2 separate regions of the Mus musculus genome follow, and region 1 is linked to region 2. A link is a loop called in an ENCODE intact Hi-C map of the cell type or tissue named here. Cell type or tissue: gastrocnemius. All regions are shown on one strand. Links, peaks and the distances in the headings refer to the core of each region. The heading gives the core; the rest is flanking DNA. Region 1 holds the start of Gm36606 (a long non-coding RNA gene). Region 2 overlaps Gm40943 (a long non-coding RNA gene).

Region 1 (11,294 bases), core at 2,047-10,046, 510 kb before region 2:
GAGGGTGAAGGTGGAGCTGTGTCAGAGGCAAGGCTGACACAACAGATGCCAGGCCAGGGGCCAAGCAGCTGTCTCAGGACCAAATTCTATGCACGCTCATCCTGCCTCCCAGAGCCCGGCCCAGCAAGTTAAAAACTATGGGAGCAGGAGGAACCAACAGATCTGATTGGCAGCTGCTGCTGGCCCACCTTGGTCTATAACTCCCTTGCTGGTAAGCTCTGCTACTTGATTGGGTGTCACTGCTGATCCAGCTCAGGACCTGCCTAGGTTAGAAACACTTCCCCCCTCTGGACAATGTCCCCCTCTGAGTAGTAATTTCTATGTTTGTTTGTTTCATTTGCTTTGATTTTCCTGTTTTTCCCCCCAGGCTGACTTTGAATTCCTTGCAATCCTCCTGCCTCATTCTCCAGAATATTGGATCACCACATCTAGCTTGTTGTCACTTTTAATCATAGTAAGATGGTACCCTGTCAATGCCACACAGTTCCTGCCCACACCTATCAGCCTGGCAAAAGGGATTCCCTGAGCAGTGGCAAACGTTTCAGAGACAGAGAGAGGTCTTGGCCCCTTGGTAAGCAGGCTCACTGATGTGGTGACTCTAAAGTTTGTTCCTGGTTGTTGATGACAGAGACCCAGCTGGGCATCCTGGCAGACAGGCTTCCTGCCCAGGATCTCAGAGGCTGTGGGCCAAGTGTCTGCCCTGCTGTGGTCTCTGCTCAGCCAATGAAGTGTCTTCTTCTGAGCTCACCTGGATAGGAGGCAGACTCTCTTCCTTACTGCAGGGTTCTGGCCATTAGCCTTCCCCCAGCCCCACTCCAAGTCCCCAAGAACATCTCGGACCTCAGGAAGGCCCTAAAGGCTTCTTAAAGCCATCGCCCAATTAGATCAATCCAAGTCAATTAGCTCCTTAGCTAATTACAAATTACATTTGCCATAAAGGTAGCACGGTGTGGACCGCGGCGGCAGTGCTTTACCTTGGTGGATTATGCAAGAAACGGACACCAGGGGGCGACCTTAGAGTTAGCCTGCCACACGGATCTCCCAGCTTCCATGGACCAGCAGCAAAAAATAGCAGAGCGAGGGAGCCAATGATTTTCCAAGGTAGAGTGAGTTTTGAATCCGAAGTGCAAAGATAGAATGTGTTTCCTTCTTCTGGCCCTCACGTTGCTTATCCTCTAGGAAAGGGACACACAGGTTAAAGAGCTTAAAGTAATATCGTTTCTAACCCCACTTATTCCTGTGCAAACAGAAGGGAATAATCAGGACTGTCAGGCACAAGCCACATAGTCTAGTGTGGCAGTCTTCATTCCCTAGACAGAGATGTGGTGGGACAGGGTAGATTCAAAAAGAAAAAAGGGGTGGGGTGGGTGGTGACTTGCCCACTAGAGAGGCCAGTACTCTGGGTATCTTGAGCCATGGCATCTTAGGATAACTAGCCTGCTGTATACAAGCTGCTTCCTGGGCCCTTGCAAGCCCTCCCTGTCCAATGGTCAGGTCCTGGAACTCAGGAAATGGAAGGGCTGATGCAGCCCATCTCCACTCAGCATGAGGTAAGGCCCATGGTGCTGGGTTCAGATCCAGAAGTGAAGCATGGAGTGTGGAGTAGAGCAGTAGAGACCTCTGGTCAGCTGGGGCTTCGAGGCTGAGCCTCAGTAGCTGGGGGGTGGGGGGGTGGGGTGAAGGAAGAGTGGGTGTGGAGTCAGAAGGTAGCACTGAAGTATCCTCAAGGGACTGCTGGTTCCAAAGCCAGCCCTGCTAACTCAAGCAAATGGGCCACCACTCCTCTATGCCTTCTGGTAGTCTCCTTGCTGGCAAATTAAAGGTAAAAATGTCCATCTCAGCTAGATGTGGTGGCGCACACCTATAATTCCAGTACTTGAGATGCTGAGGTGGAAGGATCACAAGTGGGAGGTCAGCCTGGGTTAAATATTGGGGGGTGAGGGCAGCTTCCTGGAGTAGAAGATATAAGACTAGATGAGACATCACGGGAACAGGGAAGGATTCAGGGCCTTGGAGGATAGATACCTTGTTGAAAAAGCCATGCTACCTCAGGTGCTTCTGGAAGTAACTTGGACTTCATGTTACACCATGCCACCTCTGTAGAAAGCTGTCTCCTGCCTTGCCATGCCCATAGCCTTGGGTCATCCTTGCAAGCTCCTAGGTCCACCTCAGCAGCTGGACTGTGTTCCCTGAGAGCAGATAAAATGTCATTTTCTTTCCATCGGAAGCGCCAGTGAGGCAGTACATGACCAGGGAAAGAAGATACTAGATTTTCTTTCTTTAAAAAAAAAAAGTTTGACTTAGGTTGCTGCAGCAATGGCTGAGGAGGTTAAGGGCCCTTGCTGCCCTTCCAGAAGACCCAGGGTTGGTCCCTGACACCCCACTCCACATGTTGTTTCACAACTATCTGTAACTAACTTTACAGGATCAGTTCAGATCCCCAGAATCCATATTAAAAAGTTAGGAATGGAGGTGCACACCTATAGCCCCAGTGCTGGGGGGAAAGAGATGGGACATGTGGGGATCACTGTACAAGTGGTCTTGCAAACAGGGGAGCCCCCAGGTTCAATAAGAGACCCTGTCACAAAATAAGATTCAGTTAAGTAGACAAAGACACACAATATTGCCCCTAGCCTCAACGTGTATCAGATGTGTACACCATCCACAAACACACGCACACACCACACACACACACACACACACACACACCGTTTTCCCACTCCTGGCTCCCGGCAACCCCTGCTCTGTTTGTTTCCACATGCTGGCCTCAAGCGGTCTGATTTTCCCTTTCCAGAGATGTCCCCAGTGAGTCTAGTTTAGACATAATGTGACCAGCAGAGGGCAGAAGAATCCTGGAAGATGAGGGGGTGGAGCAACGAGCCCGCTTTTGAGCGAAATTTCCTGGAAAAAGTCTCAACTGGCCTCACAACTATAAAAGCCACTCTTCTGCCATATTCTTCCCCTTTGCCTAGTCCTTGCAGAATTTGTCACTTGGCAGCTGCAAAGGCTCAGGGCTTGGGAAACCCCAGCAAGTCCGGGCCACAGCCTCCTGTCCATCCATGTATCAGCAGCTGGAGAGGATTTAGATGGAACTGAGGGAGATGGGAAAGGATGTAGCCAGGGTGGGAACTCTCTCCCCTGGGGTGGCCTTCCCTGACACTGATGCTCCAAGTCACTGGGCTCTCAGAGGACTGTAAGGTCTGCCACTGAAGGGGATGGGTACCCGGGCACCCCATCACAAGGAGTGTGCAGGGTAAATGACTCGGCTCCAAAGACTTGTGTGAGACTGACTGAGGAGATGACTGTGTAGCTGGACTGACCTGTAATCCCAGGACTTGGGAGCTGGAGGAAGAGGATCAGGAGTTTAAGACTAGCCTTGGCTACATAGTACAGAATTGCCTGTGCTATATAAGACACAAACAGAGTGGGATGGAAAGGAAAAAATAAATAAAAAGAGATATCAGGAGGGAGGCACAGGCGGGTGAGTTCCTCAAGTTCAAAGCCAGCCTGGTCTACATAGGGAGACCCACCCCCACCCCCATCTCAGGAAACTTAAAAAAGGAAAGAGAATGAGACAGAGAGAGAGAGAGAGAGAGAGAGAGAGAGAGAGAGCTGCATTTTATTCAGTTAAGGGTTTGGGTATGGTATTGGTATTCCCATTTTAAACTGATGAAAATGTAGGAACATTTTAAATTGCTGGGGGGAAAAAAAACAGAGACAGGCTGAGGAGATGGCTCTTGTGACACTCAGGGTGCCACCAAACAAACAGGTGCTTCTCTCAGTGGTGAGGGGACAACTAAACACATTTTAAAGCTACAGTAACCCAGAGAGAGAGAGACAGAGACAGAGACAGAGACAGACAGAGAGAGACAGAGACAGACAGAGAGAGACAGAGACAGAGAGACAGAGACAGAGAGTTGCAGTCTGAAGATGGATTATAGCCCAAAAAATTGGTGAACGGCCATTCCCCGCCTGATTTCATAAGGTAGTCATGCTGGAAATTGAGCTCACACTTTTCAGTGGTGGGAAAAAAATCAAGATGGGAATACTGTTTCATGATGTGAAGATTGTGTCAAAGTTAAATTTCAGGGCACACAGATGAAGTTGGACTGGAGCAGAGCCACGTGACCTGAAACAGTCAACACATGACCGAAAAAGCATGAGGTTTGTACTTGTCTATATTCTTACAGTAAAAGTAAAAGGCGTTTGGTCCCTGGTGGAGGCTGTTAAGAGTGGGCAGAAACATCTTCAAGAGAGACACACCCCACCCCATCCCTCATGCCCTCATACCCCAGTCCTAGTTGGAGTCAGAGGCCTGAGGATCAGGAGCCTAGAACCCATCTCAGTAACAGCAAATTCAAATTTGAGGCCAACCTGGGCTACAATGAGACTATTTATAAACAAACAAACAAACAAACACCTGTCTCTTTGGGTTTTTGTTTGTTTGCTTGCTTGTGTTGTTTGTTCATCATTTGGGGAGAACATTTGGGGGGAGGGAGGTCCTGGGTGCTCAGTGAGGTCACCTGTGGGTATTTGTGACATGTGATCAGTTAAGCCTGGCCTTTAAGACCATTCCTGGCGCCATAGTGAATTTGAGGCCACCCAGAGCTACACAAAACTCGAACACAGAAAAATACCATGTGAGGAGAGAGGGCGGAAAAGCACAGAACATGCAGAGGTGGCAGTAGCCGATACCCTCACTACATGCCAGTTCAGAAAACAGACAGGAGCAAGGTAGCCTGGATTCATGGTAGGAGGCTGGTCTTGGGGACTTACATCTGAAGAATATGGTGGCTGTATCTTCTCCATGCCCCTGGGAGGACCCAAATCCCTTCTGAGGCAAAAGCATCACCAGAGCTGACAATGTCCTCCTGAGGGAGTGGAAGGAAAGAGCCTCGCAAAGCTGCCCAGCTCTGCTGCTCTCACCCGTTTGAGTTTCCTGACAAGCCTTGTATTTGGAGCGCTGTCAGGGAGGACCAGGGACTCCTCCCACGAATGCAGTGCAGCTAAAGAGCTCGTGGGATAGCGTCTAGATAGATTCCGGTCTGTCTCACCACCGCTGACTCCTCATGGTGCTCAGGCTAGAATGAGACCCTACCCCATAAACAAGCCAGAAACCCCTCCAAGGGCTCTGTAGATTTAATTCCTTACTAGAAGCATTAAAGATCAGGGTGTCTGCAACGGGTGCCACAGGCCTTTGTGACTGCCTCTACCTTAGCTGTTAGAAATAATGGGGGAACTATGATTTAGCGATCCCGGGCGGGCGGGGGGGGGGGGGACGACAGAAAGGCGCAAGGGATCCTGTGCTAGAGTTGGGGAGATAAGAAGAGGGAGAAATGGGTGAATGGGAAATTGAAAAAAAAAAAAAACAAAAGGAAGAGAGTAAAAAGAGGGTCGTCTTCCATCCCGACATTTCTTACTATCTTCCAGCTGCCACCACTCTGGTGCCTCTTCTTTTCTGCAGCAAAAACTTTTCTGCAAGGCCAGTCTGCGGTTTTTAAATTTAACCAGGACTTTGGCAGAATCCCGGGTGCGAGCCAGGCGGCCAGAGCGGGTGGCGGGGCACCTGCCCACAAAGGGCTTGGAAGCGTTGCCTCAAGACTGTCAGTCACCACGACGGTCATCTCTTTACCCAAAGGGACAGGAATCTTGCAGTCCCCAGCCTGCACTCTGCGCGGAGTTCAGAATCTCTGTTGGCCCGGGCTCCCAGGTTCTGCATTCGCTGTCCAGTGGAGCCACATCACCACGCGAGCCACGGAGCCGGAGCCGCAGTCAGCGACCACTGTCTTGGGAGTGACCTGGTTCTCACCTCTAGTCTGGGGTCGCACCGGAAGCCGCTAAAGGCAGGGGTGGGTGTGAAACACCAGCGAAGAATCGCCAGGAACCTTGACCATCAACAACCGGTTCCTTGGAGAGCGCTATGGATATATCTTAACTCAAAATTCCAAAGGAAATCACACATTGTTAAACAACAACCCCCAAGGACACAAAGGAACCAATCTCAAAGATCGTATCTGCAAAGGCACTGTCACGCAAAATGCATTTCGACTTCCAAGCTCCGGGAAGAGTCAGGAAAGACTCAAAACGAAAGTCCACAAGGATATCGAACTACCCATAATGAAACAGTTACAGAGACCGGCTCTCCAACGAAAGGCAACTTAGATGTGATCTGTGAGTGTGGGGACCGCGTATTTTTATAATCTCGACGGTTTTGTGTATTGAAGCCAAACTGATGACCTCTTTCTAGCAAAGTGCAGGGCGCAGACGGCAGCCTGCCCAGATCACACGTTGCCCTCCAGGTCCAGGCGATGGTCATCTGAGTTGAAACGTATTCCGTGCTGAAGGCCACCCGCCAAGGCCACCACCGCAAACCTGCCTGGAGAGGCAGGCTTAAAACACCCTAGTTGGGGCTCTCCAGGGTGTTTGTTCCTGGAAAGAAGACCCAGAGCGCTGCTCTGGGGCGAACGAACTTAGTGGGGCTTAGAGCTTACTGTAAACTGGGGACGGTTTCCGGAAAGTTGTTTGGCCCACAGAAGTTTTAAGAAATCTTCCTTCCAGACACCCGGGGTCCCAAATTCAATTTGCTGAATGAGATACAGATCGGTTGCAAGTGGGAAAGTAGACAAAAAAGAAATCTTCAAGGTTTAGGGAGGCTTGGAGGGGAGCCCCACTTAGAAGCCCCCTGAGGCTGGTGGCTGAACTGGCTTTGGGTTGCTCCATCTGCTTAGTGGCATAAGGGACTACCACTTCCCGGTTAGATTGCCTGCAGAATTCCTTCCCTCTTGGAGGTGCTTTGGAAAGAAACTGCAGCTGGAAGCGGTGCGCGTTGAAACCTCACATCCCTGCTCTGGGGTTCAGCTGTGACCCATCCCTCCCTTCTAACCTGCCACAGCCAGCTGAAGCCCCGGGGTCTTCCGGGTTCGCAAGTGGGAAATGGGACGGGTTCCGCGTACAAGGGTCCCCTCTTGGCGGAAGAAACTGCGCCAAGGATCTCCTGCGGCCTGGAGTCCTTCGTTGCTGGGCCACCCGGGAGGGTGGCTGGCCTGGGACGCTGAGGTCACCTTTTCCACCGTGCCTGCCTCTCCCAGAGCGGCCAGTTTCCGGGATTTTAGTTTAGGCGACAGGCGGGAGGCCCTGGCGGGCTTTAGGCTTAGGACTCAGTGGCTGCGCCTCTAGTGGGGACTTCCCTTCGTCCTGTGCCGTCCAAGTGGAAGGGGGAACCCCTTTCCTTGTGAACTAACCCCTTTCCAGCCAGCCAATGCAGAATTCCTAAACAAAGGATCCCTGAAGCCATTTCTTCGCAATTTTTTTTTCGCCTAAAAGGGGTTTATTCGCAGGTTTGCTTTAGGGTCCCTCTGGACTTTGAGAAGAATGTAGTTTGAAAAGGATGCGTCAGGGGCTCGAGCTTAAAGAGGGCATGGGGCATCGGGGCATAGCCTGGCTCTGAGCCTTTGGTGCCAGGCTAAGCTTTTAGTCCTTGGGGCTTCATTCCCAGCAGGCAGGAATCACTGCAGGCATTCGGCCTGGGCGGCTTGAAACAGTCCTGGCCAGCGTCCAAGGAGCTGGAGGGTGTGTGTGGGAGGGGGAGAGGCGCACCTGTGGAATGGAGTGGGGGTGGGGTCTCTTTCTAGAATTAAGACCTTCATGCCAGAAAAAAATGAGCCTCCTCTGTTCAGCTTGACCTTAAACTCCTTCCTGGCAATAAAAACAGAGCTGTTGACTGGATATCGACAATAGGAATGAGTGGTCTTGGTAGCTCAGACCCATTTCCAGGATCAACCTTGCGTTTTGGGGAAACCTGGCTGAAATTGGAAGGAAGGCGCATAGTGTTCAAATACAGGGTGGCTTCTGTCGGGATCAAAATCAGAGAAGATAGGATGGGAGCTGGCTGGGACTCCTCCCCAGTAGAACCCATTCCAAGCTATACTCCTTCCGATGCCCAAGAGGAAGTGGAGGGGCCTGATGTTGAGCCCTCCAGGGATGGACAGAGTGGAAGCAGTATAGGCAGAAAGGCCTTTGTTCTGGTATAGGTATGGTACCTAGAAAGCCGCTTCTACTCACTGGAATGCCTGAACCAGTCCTTGGATTGAGTTGTATTGAGAAAGGAGGTTGTTGGCCAAGATTCCTATGTCCTGAGTAGACACCGACTTTCCTTTCTGTTCAGTGGGAAGATGCCCATTGCCACTCTGTCTCTGATATGTGTGCGGGTGGTCTTAGTGGGTCCTGTATCACCCTTCTAAAGAGTTATTTTGGTTACCTGATTATCCCCTTTCAGGAGTCTAAAGCAACGGGAAGCCACTAAAGACTGCTTCCCTTCAGTCCTGATGGTGGTCTCCTGACTCAGAAAGTCGCTGCACATTTGGCTGAGCTGTAGCAATGAGCTTTGGGGGGGGGGGGTCTGCATCTCAGCAGAACATTTGGAAAGATGCCCTTTGTCCCCTTCCCAGGCTCAATGGTCAAAGGCTATTGGTCATTTCTTAGTGTCCCGGATGCTACAGTCCAGTAGGCTTCTGAGCCCTCCACCCCAACCCCGTCAGCAGGCAGAAGAAATTATTTCAACTTGGAGAGTTGGGATATAGTGTGATGAACTCAGTTTCCCAGCAGTGAGGGCTTAGGCTCTGTGGAGAGCATTCGTGGGAAGTAGGAGTGGCTTAAAACATGGAGTCCAGTCTAGGAAGGCTGGACAGGGTGGAGACAGAACCCAAGACTCCTGAGAGAGGCAGATAGGAAATACAGCAAGTCCTCTCCTAGCCTCCTGAGGACACCCTACCCTTCTTGCTACCCCTGAACAGCTGGCATGGGTCACCCTGGGTATAGAAAAGTCTCACCTTCCATCCCCACAAACTCCCTGGAGCCAAGAGTCAAGTCTTCCAGACTTGAGACAGCTCAGAAACTGTCAGTGCCAAGACTCAAAGAGGCACACTCAACAGAGGTTAATTTGGGGAGAGAAAAAGAGAATGATCTAACAGCCCCATCTTTAGTCCTGTGAGAGACTGGAGGCTCAGAGATGGAGCTAGGTCCCCAGACTCTCAGAGTATTCCATGATCCCCTGCCTCAAAGTTCATCCAGTGACAGTCTTTCCCCTTTTTATTCATCTGCCCTTATTCTATCCCTTGCTCTAAGTAAACATAACTCAGCCCACTAAGTCTGGTGGTTGCCAGAGAAAATGTGTCCAGGTAAGCTTAAATTAGAAATTTAGGTAAATCCTAGTTGGAGAATCTTTTTTTTTTTCTCCCAGGGTAGCTTCAGAGATTTGAGATCAAAATGGTAAACTGAGGTTGGGGTGGACAGGGAAGGGGGGGAAGTGGTGCACAGGCATGGTCACCACCCTGCGAGTTACACCCCGGTGTATTGCACTGGATCCCTACAGCATCTCGCAGACCTGGGAAAGCTGTTTAAGGCTACCCCTTTCCCAGCTTGGCTTTTGCCCCTCCTCCTCACCACCACTCCAGCCCCTCCCCATCCCACCCAGTCCGCTGGCCTTGCTGCTGTGCCCTCCCCGTGCCCTCCTGCACCTCTGGGGCTCTCTCCTCTCTACGTCTCGGCGCACTCACGTCTAAGAGGCGTCTTGGACACCTTCACATCACTGCCTAGGATCCTGCGTGGTCCTTGCTGTCTGTCTTCAGACTTTTTCACGCCTCTCATTCAAGATCCTCGGTTTGCCCATCTCCGCAGTGTCCTATCCTCAGGGCTGTCCTCTTGGGCGAGCTCTCCTCTTTTTCCCTTGGTCCCGGCCTGCGAGCCCCTATCCCGGGCTCTTTCCCTCCTTCCCTCCTCTCAACCTCCTTTCCTCCCTCCTGGGTCCCTCCCTCCGGCTGGGCCTAGTGGGTGGGGGGCGGCAGCGCGGGGCGGGGCGGGGCAGGGCGGGCGGGGCAAGGCAGTGACGCGGGGCTGGCCAGGCTAGAGGCGCGGCGGCGCGGGGCGGGGACGCAGTCCCGGGTCCGACTGGCCGAGCCCCGCGCGCCCCGCCCGCGCCCTGCGCCTCCGCCCGGCCAGCCGGCGGGGGAGGGGGCATGAGCCGGCGCCCGCGCGCCGCCGCGAGCTGCGGGCCGGCCTAGAGCCCCGCGCGGGCCCCGCGCCGGAGCTTAGCCGCCGTCGCTTCCTAGCCGCGGGCGCATCCCCGGGAGCCGCGATGCAGCGGCCAGGGGAGCCGGGAGCCGCGCGCTTCGGTCCGCCCGAGGGCTGTGCGGATCACCGACCGCATCGCTACCGCAGCTTCATGATCGAAGAGATCCTCACTGAGCCTCCGGGGCCCAAGGGCGCAGCGCCCGCGGCCGCCGCTGCCGCCGCGGGCGAGCTGCTCAAGTTCGGCGTACAGGCGCTGCTGGCCGCCCGGCCCTTCCACAGCCACCTGGGTACGTGCAGCGGCCGCCGCGCAGAGGACTGGGCTTGGCGGGCGGGTGGGAGTCGGAGACCTGGGGTTGTCCGTAATTCATCCTCTTTCTCCCCTGTTTCTGGAGCGACCTGGGATGCAGCTCAGCGCAGGCCCGAGGCACCTACCTCTCTTCGCGCACTCCAACGGGAAAGTGGAGGGTGCGAGCAATGAGCTAGGCAGAAACCAGGCCTTGTGTCCTCGCGTCAGACCAGAAGAGAGTTTGTCTTCTGCTTCAGGGCGGCTTCGAGTTTTTTCGAATCGGGTGATAGGCGAGGCCAGGAGCCAGAGACCGCATCCCTATGGTTGCTACAAAATCAATCTACCGAGCACTCTGGATCAAAATGACTTCAAACCAGGGGAAGCCTGAGTTTCGCGGTAGGGTTGGCTGGGCATAACAGTAGCTGCCCAGACTGGGAAAGCTCTGGAGAAGAGGGTCGTGTCGCATAGTGTTGGATGCCCAAGCCATCCAGGAGCCTTTCAGAACCCCGTGCTTTCCAGTCAGCAACCGACCGAGGCCTGTGCTGCGGCCAGGGTCTCCGTAGGCCTTGTTTGAGGGAAAGAGGCCTGGTTGTGATCCGCTGCCCAGTTGGTCCTTCCATCCCGAGATCTGCTGGGCTTTCGTGCGTCTTGAAGCACTTGCTCAGATCTTTTCTGTCTCCGTCTTGTCTCTTGGGAGATTGTGAGGCAGTCTGCCCTGTACTGCATCTCGGCTTAGGGCTTAGTGACTCTCTTTGGTTGACCTCCTTCCTAGCCTTTTGGTAAAGTGGATCTGTCTCCCCTCTACCTCTCCCCCTCCGCAAGATTCTCTTCCCACTTCCTGCTATGTTTTCTATGCTCCCCTTACCCTGATGGTTCTCAGCCAGGCAGATCCATCCTTTCCAGTATCTCTTTTAGGAGAAGCCTACCAGGAAAGGAAGCG
Region 2 (11,294 bases), core at 1,589-9,588:
TTTGGGTTTGGTTACCTGGCCTCCTTTTGTCTACCCTTCCTCAGCTCCTCTCCTCTCTCCCCTCCCCCATCTCCTCACACGGCCTGGGTAGGGTCATCTTTACTCTCTGGACGCTCCAGATGTCCCTGCCTCTGGCTATGTTCTACCTTTGATCTACAATAAAGTCTCTTCCACCAAACCCAGGGTCAATCATGTCTTTTCTTTTTCATTTCTCTTTTTCTTTTTTTTTCCATTCAGTTTCTTCCAGCTCACATGACTTCAACACCCAACAATACTCACGACTAAAACATCAGAACACCAGTGCTTTTTGTGGCTGAATAGACCACATTTTGTGCATCCATCCACCACATGATGAAGACTCTAAGTTGTTTCTATTCTTTGTTCTTTTTGCTGCTTTATAAATATAGCTGCAATTTGGCAGGGGTGAGGTGGGGGTGGGGTGGGGTGGGTCATGACAGGGTTTCCTATGTAGTCCTGGGACTCTGTAGACTAGACCATGCTGGCCTTGAACTCAGAGATTCACCTGCATCTGCCTCCTAAGTGCTAGGATTAAAGGTGTGCACCACCACTGCCTGGCAACAATAAGTATTTTCATAGCTTGTTTTTTGTTTTTGTTTGTTTGTTTGGTTTGATTTGGTTTTTGGGTTTTCTAAGCTAAAATATATATGTAGCCTTGGTTGTCCTAGAACTCACTCTGTATCCCAGGCTGGCCTCAGATCCACAGAGATCTGCCTGCCTCTGCCTCCCGATTAAAGGATTAAAGACCTGTGCCGCCACCACCACCCACATTGTCCAGCTTAAGTAGACATTTCTACATTTAACCTTTTGAGGATCTTCCAGGCAGTATTAAATACTATGAGGCTCTACCATTTCACGCTATCACAGCAATGCCAAGGGCTCCATTTCTCTGCACTCTCAATGGCATGTCCTTTTTATTTATGTATTTATTCTGCCCGTTTTGCCATCTGTGAAGTGGTAGCATTGTGGTTTTGAGTTGTTTGTTCTGTGACTAGTGATACTCAGCTTCTTTCCACCCTGCACCCCCAAGCCGGGTCAATTTACATATCTTCATTGGAGCTGGTTTTTATTCAGATCCTCTATCCTCAAGTGGATTTGCTTCTGGAGGCGTGTGTGTGTGTGTGTGTGTGTGTGTGTGTGTGTGTGTGTACATGGGCACGTGCTTCATTAGTTTTCGTACCATCAGTTTATTGTAAGAGGGAGGCATGGAAACTTATTTACAAGATGAAAGATTTCAGAAAGTCAGCAGAATGAGCAGTTTCCTAGGATGCCATTTCAACAGTGATGTCTGCCTGAATACTGTCAAACAATGTCCCTGCTCTAAACAGGAAATCTTCCTTGTAGGGCTGACCAGGTAGCTCAGCCCGTATAGGTGATTGTTGCCAAACCTAAAGGCCCTAGTTTAATCCCCAGGAACCACGTAATGGAAGGAATTAATTGGCTCCTGCAAACTGTCTTTAGACTTCTATTTGTGCACCAAGTGGCATACAATGCTCCCCCCGCCTACCCCCCCAAAAAAAACCCAAATAAATGTTATTATAAATTATCCTCTAGACATTCTCTGGTGCCTCTCTGTTCTGGGAGAAATTTGTCTTCAGCTGTCTCACTAACAGGTTAGCTTCACTGTTACAATGTTGCTTTACTTTCGCGACAATTTCCCAGGTCTCACAAGCCCACTTGGCTACAGTTTCTGTTGTACTGTTTTCAGCCAAACAGAGAAGAAACTTTGTAACCACTCACGCGGTCACTCAACTCTGCTGCCCCGCCCCTGCCCCAGACACCTGCCGTTTGTGGCGCCCAGGTGTTGAGTTCTCTGAGTTCCTTGTAAAAACCCTGCTATGAATCCCTTATCAGATACTAGATTTGCAAATACCGTCTCTCTTCTGTGGGTTTCTTTTTCAAACGTTCTATATTTTGATGGAGTCCAGTTTGTGCCCCCCTCCGCTTTGATTGCTTGTGCATGGTAAACCTTTGCCTGATTTCTGCCGCCCCAGCAGTGGACTCCTCTGCCCTCTCTCCTTTCCAACCTTAGGCCAAGACTGCCCTTGAGTCCTCAGAGCCCGATGCGCTGCGACCTCTTCCGGTAGCCTCGGGTATTGCAGACCCTGCCTTCCCATCCTTGGAGGTGGGGCCTGGCCACCTGCCCGAGCCTGTCCATCCATAACAGGGCTGCCCAGCTCAGGGCCATTCAGATTAGGACTTGACAAAGTGGCCTCTGTGCTCCTAGATGGGAAAGAAAAGAAGCAGTGTGAACTCTCTAAGACACCCCCAGGCCACCCCCCAGTTTCAAATATCAACCTCATATCACCCTTAGTAGATAAATAAGGATTTATGTCCCCATTCTACAGAGGAAGAAGCTAAAGGCTCAAAAAAGTTAAATGCCTAAGGTCCCAGAAGTAGTGGATGGTGAAGGAGTCATTCATTTATTCACTCAGTGAACATTTTTTGTGATTAGAAAACAGACACCATCCGAATGAGAATTCTTGGCTGAGGAGTGTCAGAAGGAGTCTAGGTCAGTGCCTGAGGCCATTGACATGTGGCGCCACATTTCTACAACAGATAGCTGGGAACTAAAGGCTGAGAAAACTAGAAGAGGAGACTGTGGGCCTCCTGGTCCTACCCCAGTGAGTAGGACCTGCAGGGTCAGGTCAGGTGGCCCTGAAAAACAGGTAGAAGCCCTCAGGAAGGATGCAAAAATTCAGGAGTGTGAGCAAGGCCTTCCGTTCATCCGTGCACATGGAAAGAACATTTCTCTGTGTGTTTGACTCACACATTTGCACAGAGACACTCCGGGAAGAAACAGACCTGAATTCAAAAATAAGCGTGCTTGCCTGGGAGAGTTGGGGGCTGAGCAGGTGGAGTCATTTTAGAATCCAAACAGTCACTTGATATGGCTATTCCAAAAATGAAGTTGAAACGGAGGATGCCGAACACATCCTGCAACTGGTGACAGGCAAGGCTCAGTGAGAACACCGAAAACCATCAAGATGGACGCTCTGCGTGGGCGGACCGTGTGCCACGAGAATTCTACTGCAACTTGTCTATTAGAGAAAAAGGAAGAGGTGGGGGCATGGCTCAGTGGTAGAGCACCTGATTAAAAGCCCCCACCCCTGGTAGTGAGGGGTTGGGTTGCCTTGGCATTAGGGCATCTGCCTAGCACCGCACCCAGTGAGGAGCACCTGCCAAGAATCACCCAGTGAGGGCCTTGGGGTGTGTTTCAGCAGAGAATGCTTGTTTAGTATTCAGGAGGCCCTGGGTCCCCAATACTGCAAAAAGAAAAAAGAAGGGAAAAAGAGATAAGGGAGTGGAAGGAAGAGGAGTGGAGGAGGAAAAAAAGGAGAGGGGAGGTCTGTTGGGCTGAGCGCTGTTTAATGGGACACTTGAGGCAGATGGCACAAGCAATGGGTGTCTACAGTGTGATGGGGTCAGAGACCTGCAGAAGGATGGATTCGCTTGACCTTGCACAAACCAGGGCACTCAAGTGTCAGTTGGTGCGGAACCCCTGCAGACCACTGCTGAGCACAAAAGGAGCTCTCCAGATCTGAAGTTCTAAGGCAGAAGACATTTTGAACTTGCTCCCAGTGATGGTATTTCTGGGCCCACTTAGTGAACCACTGGCCTCCATAGCCTCTGGTCACACTGGGGACCTCAGGAACAAGAAGACAGTTTCACAATAGACCACTGAATTTCAGGCTGTATAATTGGGCTATACTGTGTAAGGTTCAGACGTTACTAGAACTGGCTAAATAAAATACAGGTCTGTGTCATAGAGGTGGCTCAATGGCCATTTCATCCTTCCTGAGACCCAAAAAAACCTCAACTTTTGGTTGAAAACAACTGCAATAGAAACTGCCATCTCCCAAATTCTCTTGTAGCTAGGTAGAGCTGCCCAAGGCCAGTCTGGCCATTGGATGTAAGTAAGGGCATCTAGAAAGTTCCAGAAAGCTCCAAGAGTATGTGTGTGTGGGGGAGTGCCTTTCTTTTTCTCATTCCTTGTTGCTGGCTGAGCTGAAAGCTAGATGTCTGGAACACAAGCATCTCTGTGGGGGCAGGAAGTGGGGTTATCTCCTGAGACTAGCCAAGGAGGAAGAGAGGAAAGTGAGTTCCTAAGGGTGTGCTATTCCCACCCCCAGCCTTTCCTGAACCTCAGCGTGGTTTTTAATGCTCAGGAAGAAATGTCTTATTAAGAACTGGTGCTTCACTTTTTGTGGTACTCACAGTCACACTGGGCCCTGAATGGCAAAATGTATGCAGTGCCTGCCCTGGGGCCTGGCACATATAAGATGCCAACTGAGCATCTGACCAAGTCACACAGCTATGACCAGAACTAGAAAGGGCTGGATCTAGACGGCATCTTTAGGACTCCTGTGAGGCTGGGAAACAAAGAGACAAGGAAAATTAAAAATCCTACACAGCCCCCGCTGTAGCCCGGGGCCCGAGGGGTCATGAGCTACCAACCTTCAAAGGCCACGCTGCCCACACAATGATCGTCCCAGCTGGCACAGGGCATCACCTAACAAGAAGCCATGTGTCAGCCGCACGCCTCTCTGACCACACGGTCTGCCCATTGCATGCGTTTTTCCTCTGGGTGATGTGTGCACCAGCTCTCTTTTCCTGGCCATCTGCTGTTTGGGTGGCAGGCAAGCCCTCTAGGTGCCAACAGAATGGCAGCCAGTGACAGGAACAGCTCCACAGGAAAATGGGGCTGTGTGTGGGAGGCCCAAATGTTGGACTACAGCCTACAGGGTGGACAGGGTGCCAGGTATGGGAACTGGTATCGTCAGCATCCCAGCCCAGGGTCTGACTGAGCCTTAGTCTCCAGATCCCAGAGTGAGTACTTCTATATGGGAATGTTTATGGGAGAACTGAGAGTGGAGAGACATTTGAGAGGTGGGGCGGGAGTGAGGACCACTAAAGTCACAGTCAATGTCACCCCAGCCTAGCACCAGCAAACTTCTAAGCACGTATGCAGGCTCTGGAGGGCTCCATTTCCGGTCATTCTGAGCTTCACTCTGTCCTAACACTGAGCAGGTGCCAGGGGGTGACCCTTACCCTCCCCCCACCCCCACCCCCCATCATCTCTTCACTCACTGGGTAGCATGTTGTATCTGCCCCTGTGCATGACATAATCAAGACATGGGTAGAACTCACTTGGCCATCAGCAGATGACGAGGTAAGCGACTTACTTGTCTATCCACATTCTATTCAACCCTGAAAAGGAAGGAAGTCCAGACTCTGACATGCTATGTGGACACTGTGGGGGTTGGGAAAAAGAAGTCAGTTCCAGGAGAACCACACGGTGTGTAGCTTTACTGAAATGAGGTCTCTAGAGTGGTCAGAACCAGGGAAACAAAATAAGCAGATTGGGGCTGTTGCCAGCTTTTAGTTTATGGGAAAATGAAAGGGTCTAGAGATTTGTAGCATCGCTGAGCACGAAAGGCCTGGGAAAGGTCCCAGCCAGGAGCACAGAGGAGCCCGGCGTCCCACAGCGTCTCAGCGCCCTCTGCTGGTCAAGTCTGGTGAAGCGCTCAGCGGGAAGAACTGCAGTACCTTGGAGCCTGAAGGCCAGCAGGGGATTAGAGGCCTCTGAAAAGTGCAACCCTGAAATGTGGTTAACTGGACTTCATGAAATTGGGTTATCAGAAGCCACCATTAAGAAAATGAGAGAAGGGCTGGAGAGATGGGCTTAGCGGTTAAGAGCACTGACTGCTCTTTCAGAGGTCCTGAGTTCAACTCCCAGCAACCACATGGTGGCTCACAACCATCTATAATGGGATCTGATGCCCTCTTCTGGTGTGTCTGAAGACGGCAACCGTGTTCTCATACATTAAATGAATAAATAAACCTTTAAAAAGAAAAAAAAAAAAAGGAAACAGAGAAGACAGGCAAGCGGGATGTGGGTCTCAGCCTCTTAGGAAGGGAGGGGTGAGATGCTGGGGTACAGGACGGGGAAAAAGATTTATAAAACATGTATCAGAAAAAGATATGTCAATAATATAAAGACTTGAAAAAAACAACACAGAAAAGATGAAAAACTAAGTTTTTAGATTTAGAAACCACAAAGAGATGTGAAAGTCAGGCCTGTGGCAAACACCTGGAATCCCAGCCTCTCCATAGAGAGCAGGAGAGTTGTGAGCTCAAGAGCAACCTGGACAACCTGATGAGAACTGCCTCAACATAAGGGTGGCCCTTGTCTAGCATGTATCTGACCCTCTGTTCGATCCCTAGTACCAAACCAAGGAAAGGGATGGGGGAGGGGGAGAAGAGGAAGAGGAGAAGGAGGTAGAGAAAGAGGAGAAAGAGGAGCTACAGCAGATTTAAGAACAGCTAGTGGGGGCTGAGAGGTAACTCGGGTTAAAAGCACTGGCTGCTCTTCCAGAAGACCCAGGTTCAATCCCCAGCACCCACATGTCTGCTTACAAACCATCTCTAACTCTAGTTCCAGGGCATCCAATGCCTCCTCTTGGGATCTAAAGGCACCAGGAATGCACATGTTGCAAAACAACCAAATACAAAACAACCAAATACAGCAGCTAGTCCACGCTCTGCCTCAAGCGTCTCCCGGGGAGAAGAAGGGCTCGTGCAGAGTATAACTGCACAGTCTCCCATCTGCATCTGATCCTTCCCCTCAGCTACCTGGGTAGAGCTGCGGGCTGGCAGAGGCAGAACTCCACCCGACCCCCGACTCCCCACCCAGCCTGTCTCTTTGAGTCCTTCACAGGATGCTGTGATGGCTGGCATTCTGTCACCACCTGCAGCCCCAGGGCAGAAGGGAACCGAGGGAACACACATTCCCTCAGGATTGGCTGGGGTCTCACAGAGGCTGCAGTCCAGATGGTGTTGGGCTGGGGTTCTGCCTTCCAGGTGAATCTTGCTTAGGATAAGTTGGTCCTGCTATGCATTCACATGGGTGCCTCCCGGGGCTTCTTGAGTCACCTCTGCTGTGACATGTCGGCCACACAAACCAGCCCTAAGTTACTCCAAGAAACGATCCCACTAGATCTGAGTATAGGAGCAAGGACCACCAGCCACCGAGTCAAGAATCGGCTTTTTAGAAATTAATTATTGAGGCTGGAGAGATAGCTCGGTGGTTAAGAGCACTGACTGCTCTTCCAGAGATCCTGAGTTCAATTCTCAACAACCACATGGTGGCTCACAACCATCTGTAACGGGATCCGATGCCCTCTTCTGGTGTGTCTGAAGACAGCTACAGTGTACTCACATACATTACATAAATAAATAAATACATCTTTTTTTTTTTAAAGAAATTCTTTAATCAGCTAAAGACGTGCACAGTCAGCTACTAGAAGTTAGCTCCATCATTTTTAGAAGACATGATGAAAAGAGACAGTAACAGTGACAATCAGGTTGGATAAGCCATGGAGTGACCATAAAATAGAATAAAATAGAGTTGTCTATGGTTGTATGCCACAAAATAATGTTTTGACATGTGAGGTCACCACGGTGCCTGTATTCCTAGCATCCATCTGAGAGACTGAAGCCAGGGGATTGGAAATCAGCTTTGGCTACACAGTGAGAGCCTGTCTCAAAAAATAAATGTTATGGCTTGGAAAGATGCGGCCACAGAACATGGTTTAAGGAGAAAGTGGCACAGATGGAAAGATTCTTGTGTTGCAACGGATCCTCATCGGAAGGCACCGGAAACAGATGAGAAGACATGCTTCCGGGTTTGGTGGCAGATCGGCAGGTGTCAGACCCTCCCCTTGCCCCGTGGGGAAGGGCTTTCTCAGCTCACCTGTCTTTCTGCATCAGCTGAAAGCAGGCAGCAGGCATTGTGGCCGGTTCCCAGCTGTGCCTACACATGTGCTCCGCTTGTGTTTCTGGGAGCTTCTGTTATCCACTGCGGGAGGAACATGTCTGGGATACTGTGGTCCCAGAAGCAGGAGGAACTACCCAAGAGCAGCAGCCAAGTGAACAAACAGACCTGGTGCACCAAAATCAGCCCCATGCTGGCCAAGGAACAGGAGTCAGACGTAAACACCACAGAGGATGTCTCCCAGGCCCAGTGGTGGTTACCGACCGAATGAGGACATTTGTTATTTCTGGGCAGGAGTAATTTTTCCCCCTCATTCACTTTGGTTTTCTATGTTTTCTAACAGAGAACATGCTTTTATAATGATAAGAAAAGAAAATAAGTACGCATCTATTTAAATCAAGCTCTGGGAAAGTTTATATAGAAGACACAGTGTGGGTGGAGCGCAGGGGAGAGGTGGTTCAGTTGGATGAAGCATTTGACTCACAAGGGTCAGGATCTGTGTTTGGATCCCCCAGAACCCATTTAAGGTCGGTGGGCTGTAGCTCTCATCTATGATTCCAGTGCTCCTATGGCGGGGTGGGAGGCAGAGATGAGAATCCCAGGAAGGTCAAGAGCCAGCTAGCCCAATGCATGCATCATGTATGTAAACATGTGTGCAACATGTATGTAAACATGTGTATAAGCATGTATGTAAACCTGTGTGTGAACATGTGTGCAACATGTATGTGAACATGTGTGCAGCATGTATGTAAACATGTGTATAAACATGTATGCCACAGACATCATTGCAAGCAAGTAAGAAGGTGAGGACCAACAAACACTCAAAGCTTTTCAAGTTCTTACTCCACTTACACCCTGTGGTTTACATATGCCCCCACAAACATAGACACATGTACTATACACACACTATACACAGAAAGAAAATACAACTTGGTGAGGTTTGGTGGCAGAAGGCTGAGGCAGGAGCGTGGTGAATTTGAGATAAGCCTAAGCTGTATAATGAGGCACCATATCAAAATAGGTAGATGGATAGATGGATAGATAGATGGTTGATAGACAGGTAGATGACACATGGACAGGTAGGATGGATGGATAGACAGACAGATAACAAGTGACGAATAGGTAGATAGATAGATAGATAGATAGATAGATAGGTTGATTGACAAACTGATAGACAGACAGACAGATGATATATTGAAAACAAACCCTTGTCCTGTCCATTCCCGGCCTCGTACAGACATTCTGGAACCCACAATAATCACAGGGGCTTAGATAGCCTGTCTTTTCTCTGCAGTCTTTTGTAAACACGTATCTATGTTGGTGCCTGGCCTCAATAGCCAGTGACTGTCACAACATCCCACTGAGTGAATACAATATATAATTCAGTGTGCTTAAGTCACTCCCACTCTTGGAAACCTAAATTATTCCTTGGTTGTTATGCCTAAGGCTACCTTGTGGGCAGAAGTTAGACTCTACACAAGCAAGTGAAGAGACCCAAACCTGGGAGATGCCTTATCACAAACCTTTGCTCATGTTAAAGAAAAAGAAATTCTGTACCAGCCAAGCCTTTAAGTTTCCAATCTCTGTTTATAACAACTCAGTGTTTTATTAATCTCTCCAAGACTGTGTCAGTATTGGTTTTAAACATACAGATGCTATATAATTCCTAACAGATGAACTGTGTTTTGGCCATGGTTGGGATCCATTCCTGGACTGCATGTGTTGGGATCTGATTGTCATCGTGTGGTACTTATTAAAAGTGGAAAGGAGGGCTGGAGAGATGGCTCAGCGGTTAAGAGCACTGACTGCTCTTCTGGAGGTTCTGAGTTCAAATCCCAGCAACCACATGGTGGCTCACAACCATCCGTAATGAGATCTGATGCCCTCTTCTGGTGTGTCTGAGACAGCTACAGTGTACTTAGATATAATAAACAAACAAACAAACAAACAAACAAATATGGAAAAGAGCCTGGGGACATAGGTCAGGTGGTTACATGCTTGCCAGGGATGCTGGTATGGATTTACAATCCCATCACTAGAAACAGGTGGATCCCTGGGTTCAGTAGCCCGCCAGCTTAGCCTACTTACAGGCCCAGGCAAATGAGAGATCTGTCTCAAAAATGATGGTGATGGTGATGATGGTGGTGGTGATGGTTCCTGAGCAATGACACCTGGTTTTGACATCTAGCCACCATAAGCATATGCACACACATGTACACATACATACATACATACATACACATAAATATGCATACACAAAAGGTACAAACGAAATCTAACCATAGTGGCTAGAGGCATGACTTCTGGGAAGTAACAATCATTCTGGAAGTTCCTCAGAGTGGAATTTCCCTCTCCCATCCCTGACTCATCTTGGTAGCTTTCTAAGGAGAGTGACCAAGAACAGAATACACACACACACACACACACACACACACACACACACTCACACACACACACACACACACACACACACACACAGACACACACACATAGTATCTGCTTCCTGCCTCCACTGATGTGATGCCCCAGCCATCTCAGAACCCTGAACCCTGCTTCTTCCCCACTTTCCAAGTCTGTGGCATCAAAGGGAACATTGCTCTTTTTTGTTTGTTTGGTTTTGTTCTTGTTTTTTTGAGACAGGTTTCTCTGTGTAGCCCTGTCTGTTCTGGAATTCACCCTGTACAGTAGGCTGGCCTCTAACTCAGAGATCCACCTGCCTCTGCCTCCTGAGAGCAGAAAATAAAGGCGTGCACCACTGCCCTACTAAAAATATCATTCTTTTTGGACGTACTCAGAGAGGCAGTAGATGTAGAAGAAATAACACAGACCAAGTTGGACGTCTAGGGAAGCTGACACCAACGGGGACTCAGAAGTCACCCTGACAGTGAGACACCAGCTCTCAGCTTAGTGAGAGGAGAGGTGAGGTGGGACAGTCCCCAGACCTAAGTGATCTGTGTCACCACTGAGCCCCAGTGTCTTATAGCAAGGGTGTGACCTGGGTTCTCCACCTCTCTCCCCTCCCTGTCTCTCATTTCTTCTCTCTTCCCCACTCCTGTTTCTATTCCCTCTCCCATCCCAGCCTAAGGTGACAGGGAGTTTCCTCCCCAGGACCAGGAATCTCACGACTGACCCCAGACGACAATTTGTTCAGCTTGAAGAAGGAGCTGGAAATCTGCCCCCCCCCCCCCCGCACCCTCCTTCCCGTGCAGGGCAGGCGAGCCCAGCCCTGCTGGTGCTCTGTGAAAGGCTATTTCTGTCCTCCCCGTGTTCACATGGAGACATGCCATCCCTGCCTATAAATGCCCCTTTGTGCTAGGAGGTTCTTATCCACTCAGGAGATGCCCAGCAACAGGCCTGCTGGGCTAGGCTCCCTGCCAACCGACGCCATCTGAGCCAAGGACAGGAAACGTGGCCTTTGGGGAGCCGCCCCAGAGGCAGCTCCGCAGAACATAGGCGACATCCGTAGACCAGATGGGCAGTGTGTTGCATCAGGCCTGCT

The links. Hi-C counts contacts between places; a loop is a spot of excess contacts. Peaks named below come from ENCODE experiments on the same cell type or tissue, not always from the same donor. Only the 100,000 strongest peaks of a DNase experiment are listed, where the experiment ranks them.
Region 1: it touches region 2 in a loop (2.5-fold over the local background); 23 of 42 quality-filtered maps call a loop at or near these places.

What each region holds. Positions count from the first base shown.
Region 1 is chr13:48,652,985-48,664,278 of GRCm38, forward strand. It overlaps Gm36606 (a long non-coding RNA gene), which reads right to left and starts at 9,808. Exons shown (of 4, transcript XR_382336.3): 1 at 9,555-9,808; 2 at 2,048-2,189; 3 at 975-1,175. Barx1 (BarH-like homeobox 1) reads left to right here and starts at 10,052. Exons shown (of 4, transcript NM_007526.4): 1 at 10,052-10,355. The coding sequence starts at 10,133. In gastrocnemius, for the core only: a CTCF peak has its summit at 2,835 (motif pointing right); DNase peaks (open chromatin) are centred at 2,834, 5,706, 6,212, 7,037 and 1 more place; H3K4me3 peaks cover 1,713 bases.
Region 2 is chr13:49,167,878-49,179,171 of GRCm38, forward strand. It overlaps Gm40943 (a long non-coding RNA gene), which reads right to left. Exons shown (of 2, transcript XR_873377.1): 2 at 1,931-2,241. Among named protein-coding and RNA genes, the nearest start is that of Gm40942, 9.9 kb to the left of the region's middle. In gastrocnemius, for the core only: CTCF peaks have their summits at 2,108 and 5,536 (motif pointing left); DNase peaks (open chromatin) are centred at 1,806, 2,115, 4,672 and 5,516; H3K27ac peaks cover 194 bases.